Linked DNA regions of Homo sapiens: region 1 is linked to region 2. The links are chromatin contacts, found by Hi-C or POLR2A ChIA-PET in ENCODE. All regions are on one chromosome and are shown on one strand. The core of a region is the stretch at or near the end of the contact, and the rest is flanking DNA. Distances in the headings are between cores, read along the strand shown. Region 1 holds the start of TMEM41A (transmembrane protein 41A). Region 2 overlaps MAP3K13 (mitogen-activated protein kinase kinase kinase 13).

The links. A loop is a pair of places that touch in the nucleus more often than their neighbours do. ChIA-PET counts read pairs that join two places held with the same protein, here RNA polymerase II (POLR2A). Pooled maps may share reads with other maps.
Region 1: a loop to region 2 is called in a pooled map, with 8 times the contacts of the local background. The contact joins the promoter of TMEM41A here to the enhancer-like site in region 2. A Hi-C loop is called at or near these places in 1 of 37 single-sample maps with no recorded cell type and 4 of 50 pooled maps. POLR2A ChIA-PET finds 5 or more read pairs at or near these places in 3 of 52 experiments (H1, RWPE1 and WTC11).

The regions. Positions count from the first base shown.
Region 1 is chr3:185,496,868-185,500,686 of GRCh38, forward strand. TMEM41A (transmembrane protein 41A) reads right to left here and starts at 2,168. Exons shown (of 5, transcript NM_080652.4): 1 at 1,976-2,168; 2 at 1-114. The coding sequence starts at 2,094. TMEM41A-DT (TMEM41A divergent transcript) reads left to right here and starts at 2,282. Exons shown (of 3, transcript XR_924792.3): 1 at 2,282-2,903. RefSeq lists a silencer at 2,150-2,289.
Region 2 is chr3:185,419,184-185,423,542 of GRCh38, forward strand. The region is part of intron 1 of MAP3K13 (mitogen-activated protein kinase kinase kinase 13); the gene reads left to right. Among named protein-coding and RNA genes, the nearest start is that of MAP3K13, 58 kb to the left of the region's middle. Within about 2 kb of position 1,753, at least 4 of the 41 ENCODE cell types and tissues checked have a DNase peak (open chromatin) inside an H3K27ac peak, as active enhancers do.

The DNA.
Region 1 (3,819 bases), core at 918-3,417, 78 kb after region 2:
AGGTAGGCGCCGCAGAAGAGCAGGAACACGTAGGCCTGGTGCTCCTTCCGGTACTCTCGAAGGACCTCAGAGAGCTCCCGCAGCTCTGCCAGGTCGGAGGGGAACCACAGCGACCTGGGGATTTGGAAAAGCAGATGGAAACATGAGTTCAGATCAGTCCAGTGCCCATGAAAGTCACTCGCTGTGTCTTCTTTTCAGAGTAGGTTTATAAATATGCCCATCATCTGATCTGCTGGGAACACATACACTCCCAATGACAGATGACCTGATACGACGTTGCGGAGACAGACAGGAGAGCCCTAGTTTGGAAGCAAGAGACCTGGGTTAGCATCCCAACCCTGCTACTTTCTGTTTTACGTCCTTGGACTAGTCCCTGAGTCTCTTTCCTTATCTAAAAAGTGAGAGGTTGGTGCTAAACAGTCATTAAGTTCCCCTTTAGCTCTGGGATTTTAGAATCTGTTCTTAAGAGGCAAATGGATTCATTTCCAGGCAAGTTCTAAATGTCTCAAATTGCCTTCCTTTCAAGGACACTGCCTCCCCCACAAACCAAGAACAATTCAGACTTCAAACTGTTCCTGAGGTGCCAAGTAAAACGACTTTTTAGCATTCACTATAAAGCCAATTAGAGATTCTTCAGGAAAGTATATCTATCCCATAGGATAAATGTAACTTTTTTGATAATATGTCAGGCTTGAATCGAACCCTTTCAAAGAGCCTACTATTTAACTCTGCTCTTAATCTGGTCCTCAATGCACTTTGAATCCTGCCCAAGGGTTATAGTAGCAAGGCTATCTTGCCTCTGCCATCTGAACAGTCCTTGAATCCATCACTGATTAATCATGAGCAAACCCTCCTACTTCTCACGAGAGTTTCTCTCGGTATGTCCGACACCCACAGCAGAGCCTTCTTAGCTACAGCAAAAGAATACAGTAACTGAAAACAGCTGCCTTAATAGTCAAATATCAGTAATTCCCTTAACCACGCAATGCTGTACTAGGCACACTTCCATGCACTTTATAAAGAGTATGCAGCACTCACAAAAACCGGCCAGGTAAGTATTGCTCTGCCTCCTGCCTCGACCAGTCGTTCATTAGAAGGGGAAAAGGAGGCCAGGCGCGATGGCTCACGCCTGTAATCCCAACACTTTGGGAGGCTGAGGCAGGCGGATTACCTGAGGTCAGGAGTTCGAGACCAGCCTGGCCAACATAATGAGACCCCCCCCCCGCGTCCCTACTAAAAATACAAAAATTAGCCGGCCGTGGTGGCGCGCGCCTGTAGTCCCAATTACTTGGGAAACTGAGGCAGGTGAATCGCTTGAACCCGGGAGGAGGAGGTTAAAGTGAGCCGAGATCGCGCCACTGCACTCCAGCCTGGGTGACAGAGCAAGACTCCGTCTCAGAAAAAAAAAAAAAAAAGGTAAAAGTAGAGACAACCAGGAAGACGGGCAGAGTCGATAATTAATTCGTGAATAATTTAAAGTTGTCTATGCAATATTTCTCCTGAAGATCTAATGTCTAAAGTCTCAAGGGCAGACCTGACGTAAGTGGGGTGGGGAGGAGGAGAGACAGTTGAAAGTGGACTTGAAGAGGCTGGGGGCCCGCACGGGGGCGAAGGTGGGCTGGAAATGGGGCCCAGGGCTGGGACTGGGAAAGCAACGGCGCGGGCAGGCTCAGCGCCGCGTCTCCCTCGGCAAATCCACCCAACCAAAGGCACCGCGGCGTGACGCCCTGCACACCCTGCAGCCAGCACCACACAGGTCCCAGTCAGGCCCGGAGCCGGGCTCCCATCCACCCTTCTGTCCGAGACCGTGCGGACGCGGGCCCGGATACCAGACCCGGATTCCAGTCCGATAAGTGAACCTCAATTCCCAACGCCTCCGATACCGGAACCCGAATCTCCGAATCTCCGATTCCCAGCCCCGGTCCTCGGACCCGGCTCCCTTCCTCTGACCCGAACCCGGATTCCCGCCACGCACCTGCCTCCAGCCTCCTCGGTGGAGCCCAGTCTCCGCCCGCGGGGCAGTCGCGTCGACAGCAAGTACAAGGCGAAGGTGCAGCCGGCGAAGACCAGAAGGAGGCCGAGAAGCGGGCGCATGTCGGCTCCGCACCCCGGCCCGCGGGGCAGCCGAGAAGCTCACTTGCACTCCGGGACGCAGCGGCGGGCGGACTGAGCCCGCGGAGCACGTTCACTGACGGACCAGGGAGGGGTCCGCGCCGAGACCCGCCTCCGAACCAGGCCCCACCTCCTGAGCCAGGCCCCCGCCCCCGATTCTGACTCCGCCCTCTCTGTCCTTCGGTGGAGACTCCGGGAAAAACCTGCCTCCCAGTCTGCCCTCTCTCCGTCTGTCTGTGCTTGTTTTTCTACGTTTATCCCTGTCGCTTTCCCCACTTATTCTGCAGGCATGGCGCGCCCCCAGTGCCGGCTTGGTGCCAGGGCTGGGAGATCCGGGGGTGAATCGTGAGCCCGGCCCACAGCGAGCTTGCAGTCTAGAGATCAAGGCAGTCTTGTCCACAACCTGCTGTCACATAAAGCAAATGTAGCTGGTGTAGCACCAGGGGCTGCAATCAAGTGCGGTGGGGCGGCAATAGTGACCACGGAAATAATCAGAATTGCTTTTAATTCAGCTCCTACTATATTCCCGCATCCCTGAGCCTCACAATCATCCTCCAAGGTAGGTATTTTTGTCTTTCTCTAACAGATGAAAACTCTGAGTTTCAGAAGAATTAAATGACATCCCCCCAAAAGAGAGACAGTATAAGAATCCAAGTCAACCTGAGTCCAAAACCAGTGGCCCTTAACACTGTGTGGCTTTATGGAGGACATGGAGTTTAAGTTTACCTTCAAGGATGAGCAACACTTTTCTTCAAGCAGAAAAAGAAGGGAATGGGTGAACACGGTCCCAGGTAAGGCACCAGAATCCAGTTTCAGTGAAGCCTAAGGTATATGAGAAATAAGTGAGAATCTGGGGACAAACAAGAGTGCACTGAAGGCAGGCTAAGGAGTTAGATTTTTAATAATGTAGATGAGACACCAACAGAGGTGTTTAAGTAAGAGAATGATTTCGTTCCTGTTTTAGGATGTTCGCTTTGGCAGATGATTAGAATACGTGCTGACTTGATAGCCACAACTGTCCTGATAAGAAAGTACGCCGGCCTGGCTGGGCATGGTGGCTCACGCCTGTAATCCGAGGATTTTGGGAGGCCCAGGCGGGCGGATCACTTGATGTCAGGAGTTCGAGACCAGCCTGTCCAACATGGTGAAACCCCGTCTGTACTAAAAATACAATAATTAGCCGAGCATGATGGCATGTGCCTGTAATCCCAGCTACTCGGGAGGCTGAGGCACGAGAATCGCTTGAACCTGGAAGGCAGAGGTTGCAGTTACTTTCCCGACATTGCACCACTGCACTCCAGCCTTGGCGACAAGAGCGAAATTTTGTCTCAAAAAAGAAAGAAAGAAAGCACTCAGGCCTGACCCAGGACCACAGCAGTGGACATGGAGGGAGGAGGCTGGGGGTAGTTGGATTGGTATGATATGTCACTGAGTAAACGAAGGAAGGGACAGAAAGAGAACTCCAAAGTGTCAAAAGCCTGGACAACAGAGAGAAAGCATCCTTGTCCTATCATTTAAAGCACCTGTTGGGCCAAATAGGGAGCACCTTTCAGAATCCATGTGCACAAGATCTCAGCAATTCTACGTCCAAGAATGTAACCTACATCCAAGAATGTACTGGAATTTAATTCCACATCCAAGAATCCCCATAGGTAGCAAAGATGTATATTTAAGGGTATTCTCTCAGCTTTGTTTTTATGTTAGGAG
Region 2 (4,359 bases), core at 503-3,002:
TAGAGCTGGGGTTTCACCATGTTGGCCAGGCTGGTCTCGAACTCCTGACCTCAGGGGATCCTTCCACCTTGGCCTCCCAAAATGTTGGGATTACAGGCGTGAGCCAGCACATCCGGCCTATAGTTCTTTTTATGCCTGTTTGCAAGCCTCAGCACACAGTGACAATTAGCTTTCCTGACAGTATCCTTAACATTTCACATCATTTTTCATATCTGAAAATATAGTGAAGTGGGCCCATTAATCTGTGCGTTTAAAGCAACAAGGATTTGTATTGAAAACCTCTGATTAAACAAATAATGCATGCTAATGGTAGAAATTTGGAAAAATATAGAAAACTTCAAAGAACAACAGTAATAACCACTGTTGACCTTTTAAACATAATTTCTTAAAATGCTTACTTAATTATACACATTTTAAATTTTTATGCCTATTAATATTTATATATTTAAAGGTACATATATGTCTGTATCTTATTTTTAAAACATTTAAAGTTACTGATTTTATCATTCATATGGCAGCTGGATTTAGGTCAGAAAATGTTGAATATTAATACTTAAAATACCATATATTATTTATTAAAGATTTATGGAGATAGCATTTATGATATGATTTATGGATAAATCATTCCTTTGGTCAAGATGTTTCACCTTTGACTTAAGGCATTTTTGAAGCCTCACAAGTTTCTATTTCTTGATAAATTTATAGACTACTACTCTGAAAATGAAGTATCTTTATTCATTTTAAAGCCTACAATAAACTTATTTTAACTGTAATCACAGTTGCATTTATAGGTACTGGTATTCAAAAGGTAATTTGTCACCATGGAGAATTTGCTTCTTTGTAATTTTTATTTTTTTGATGTCTCCAGCATACTTCAAGATTATTAAACATTCATAATCTTAACCGAAAATATAGGTACATGGTAAACATGGAATCAATATTTTTGAATGCATAATTGTTTCATGAAATATTATAAAGAAGATGAAAAGAGGTAGGTCAGTGGATTTTGTCGATTTGAGTTTTTATTGTTCCTTCAAATAGGCGTTTCAGGAGATGGTCCACAGTTAAGAGAGTAAGTAGGGATAAAGGCACGATTGTAGGCCATTCTTTTTACCTGATTTGAAGTCACATACTTCTAATCACACAACTCCATTCGAAGAAGCTAGCTAATGTTTTCAAAGTTCAAATTAAGATCTGGGTGACAGACCTCTATCCTGGAAAGATCATTTTATGTTATTACTATGCACAAGTAAAGTAATCTAAGTTTTAAAATGGGATTGATGCTCCTAGAAGCAGAAATTATTTTATGTTCTCAACTGCTATATGAATTTTAGAGAAATGACCAGAAGACTAAGATGGCAGTGTTGTATTCATTTTTAAAGATAGGCAAGAAGACGCCAAGTAAAGAGAAGATAGCTTAGAAAGAGCTCAGTGTCAATCAATAAATCTTGTAGCAATAATGCTTACTTTAATTTTTTATTCAATTTTAGTCACATCAAAAACTTTGTGGGGCTAAATTGTCCAAAATCTTTGATTTATTCATATTTATGATATAAAATTTAAAATCTGATCATTATAAAAATCCTCAATTAGTAACATGGGAAAAATTGTATTCTATGATAGAAATCCAAGAATTTAAGGGCCATTTGGCCACATTACCTCCTCCATTCCTCTTTCTCTCTACATTGCATCCTGGGATCTTGGCACAAAACCAAGGTAATTTCCAGAAATTGGCAGTGCCCTGCCAAATGCACAGCTGCTGCTGTCTCCAACTCTTGCCTACTAATTTTGCACAAACCACTTCCTCCTCTTGGGGCCAAGAAACTCAGAAGGTAGGGAAAGTGTTCCTCAAGGGCAGATACGGGAGCACTTCCTGCACCCTTTGCGGATCGGGACCTGTTGTAAGGGCGGCAGTAGCATCACCTCACCTACAGACCTTCCCGGAGTACTTTCTTTTTCTTTTTTCTTTTCTTTTCTTTTCTTTTTTTGTTTTGTTTTGTTTTGTTTGTTTGTTTTTGTTTTGTTTTCGAGGCGGAGTCTCCCTCTATTGCCCAGGCTGAAGTGCAGTGGCAGCATCTCGGTTCACTGCATTCTCCACCTCCTGCCTGGGTTCAAGCAATTCTCCTGCCTCAGCCTCCCGAGTAGCTGGAATTACAGGCGCCTGCCACCATGCCCAGCTAATTTTTTGTAGTTTAGTAGAGATGGGGTTTCACCATGTTGAGCAGGCTGATCTCGAACTCCTGACCTCAGGTGATCTGCCTGCCTCAGCCTCCCAAAGTGCTGGGATTACAGGCATGAGCCACCGCACCTGGCTCCCATAGTACTTTCTTTTGATAAGGGTGCCATTCCAAACTTGCCCTTTATCCCTCCAATGTTCCTTGTCTTTTTCCCTTTGACTCTCAACATTCAAAAATCTTGCCCCACTTCCTTTCTGTCTCCTTCTAATTTATACTAGTTTTGATTTCTTATGAATTGAAAGGACCAAACAATCAGTTCCCATGAGGGTACCTGAGCCAGATTTGCACAGGGAGAGAGGAACTGAGAGGGCAGAAGACAGCCAGAGATAGTGGAACCACCTGTGTTCCCGCAGTTTCCACCTAACAGTCTCTTCACTGTGCAGTGGCAGCGTGTGGGTGTGCATACAAACACAGGTAAAACTTAGGTATTTTTAGCTTCCTACACTCTTCTTAAATGTAGAGTCAGCTCTGATCATATTTGAATATAGCCATGGTGATGATTTTTCTTTCCCTTTGTTCTTGTACCTCTCTATTTCTCTGCCTTTGTTGGGACCCGTTGGACTAGATATTCTTGGTGAGCATGAGGGAAGCCTATTTGACTACACATCTTTATACACCCTTGAGGTTTACCTCACCTCTGCCTACTCTGAGAGCAGTCAGTGGGTAGCCTCCTGCTGGCCTGTGGATAGGCGCAGGGTCACCCCGCTAGGTAGGCACTAGTGTTTCCTTGGGAATAGTTTTAGTGCATCTAGAATAGCACTGGGACTTGCTATTGTTTTTGTCATCAGTGGCCATGATACCACGGCTATTTGTTTCTCTTCAAATAAACAAACAACCATGCTAGTGGAAGGAGCTGGGCTGAGGAAGGAGGACTCATCTCAGCTCTGCCACTGGTCAGATGTTATATTAAGCAAGTCGACAATCTCTCTGAAATTTGATTCTCATATGTGAAATAAGTAGGTTGAACCATATTCCTTGATTGTCCTGTTTTCCCCTGATCTCTTAAATATCAAACGCGTATGATGACTGTGATTAGACTCATTCTCATGCCAATGGGAACAGGTCCACTTTACATTCATCCTTAACCTGTTAGAGATAGGAAAAAAATTACAAAACAAACATGTGTTTTTCTAACTTTCTGTGTATGAGCCCATCCTAACATTATGTATTGGGCAGAAGTTCGGGATAAAAAATTGACAAAGTAGAAATTTACGAGGAATTAATATAAAGTCTGATAGTTTGATTCAAAAAAATAAATCACACAAGTAAGTGTTTGGCTGAAATTCACATATATATTTGGGTATGCAATTCATGTGAGCCAATAGCACGTAAGACTTGTGCTGTATAGCAGGGGTTCCCAACCTCCAGGCCATGGTCTGGTACCAGTCTGTGGCCTGTTAGGAACTGGGCGGAACAGCAGGAGGTGAGCAGCAGGTGGGTGAGCGAGCAGAGCTTCCTCTGTGTTTACAGCCACTCCCTGTCACTTGCATTACCACCTGAGCTCCACCTCCTGTCAGATCCATGGGGCATTAGATTCTCATGGGAGCACAAACCCTATTGTGAACTGTGCATGCGAGGGATCTAGGGATCTAGGTTATGTGCCCTTTATGAGAATCTAATGACTAATGATCTGTCACTGTCCCCCATCACCCCCAGATAGGACTGTCTAGTTGCAGGAAAACAAGCTCAGGGCTCCCACTGATTCTACATTATAGTGAGTTGTAGAATTACTTCATTATGTATTACAATGTAATTATAATAGAAATAAAGTACACAATACATGTAATGCACTTGAACCATCTTGAAACCATCCCCCCTGCCTGGTCCGTGGAAGTAGTGTCTTCCACAAAACTGGTCCCTGGTGCCAAAGAGGTTGGGGACTGCTGCTGTATAGGATAACCAAGAGTCCTGGCAGCCAAGGCAGACCGGAAGTAACTGCTGAGTCACTGGCTAGGTCAGATAGTATGAAATCAGCAGTCTTAAAAGAGATGAGGCAGGGCAAGGTCAGAGAGGCCAAAGGCAGGAGACAGCTCAAGGTTGTGGCAGGTGATCAGCCAGAAAGTATAATGAGGAGATCAGTAATGTCAAAGCTCAGAGATGAGCACGAAAAGAACAGGGGAGG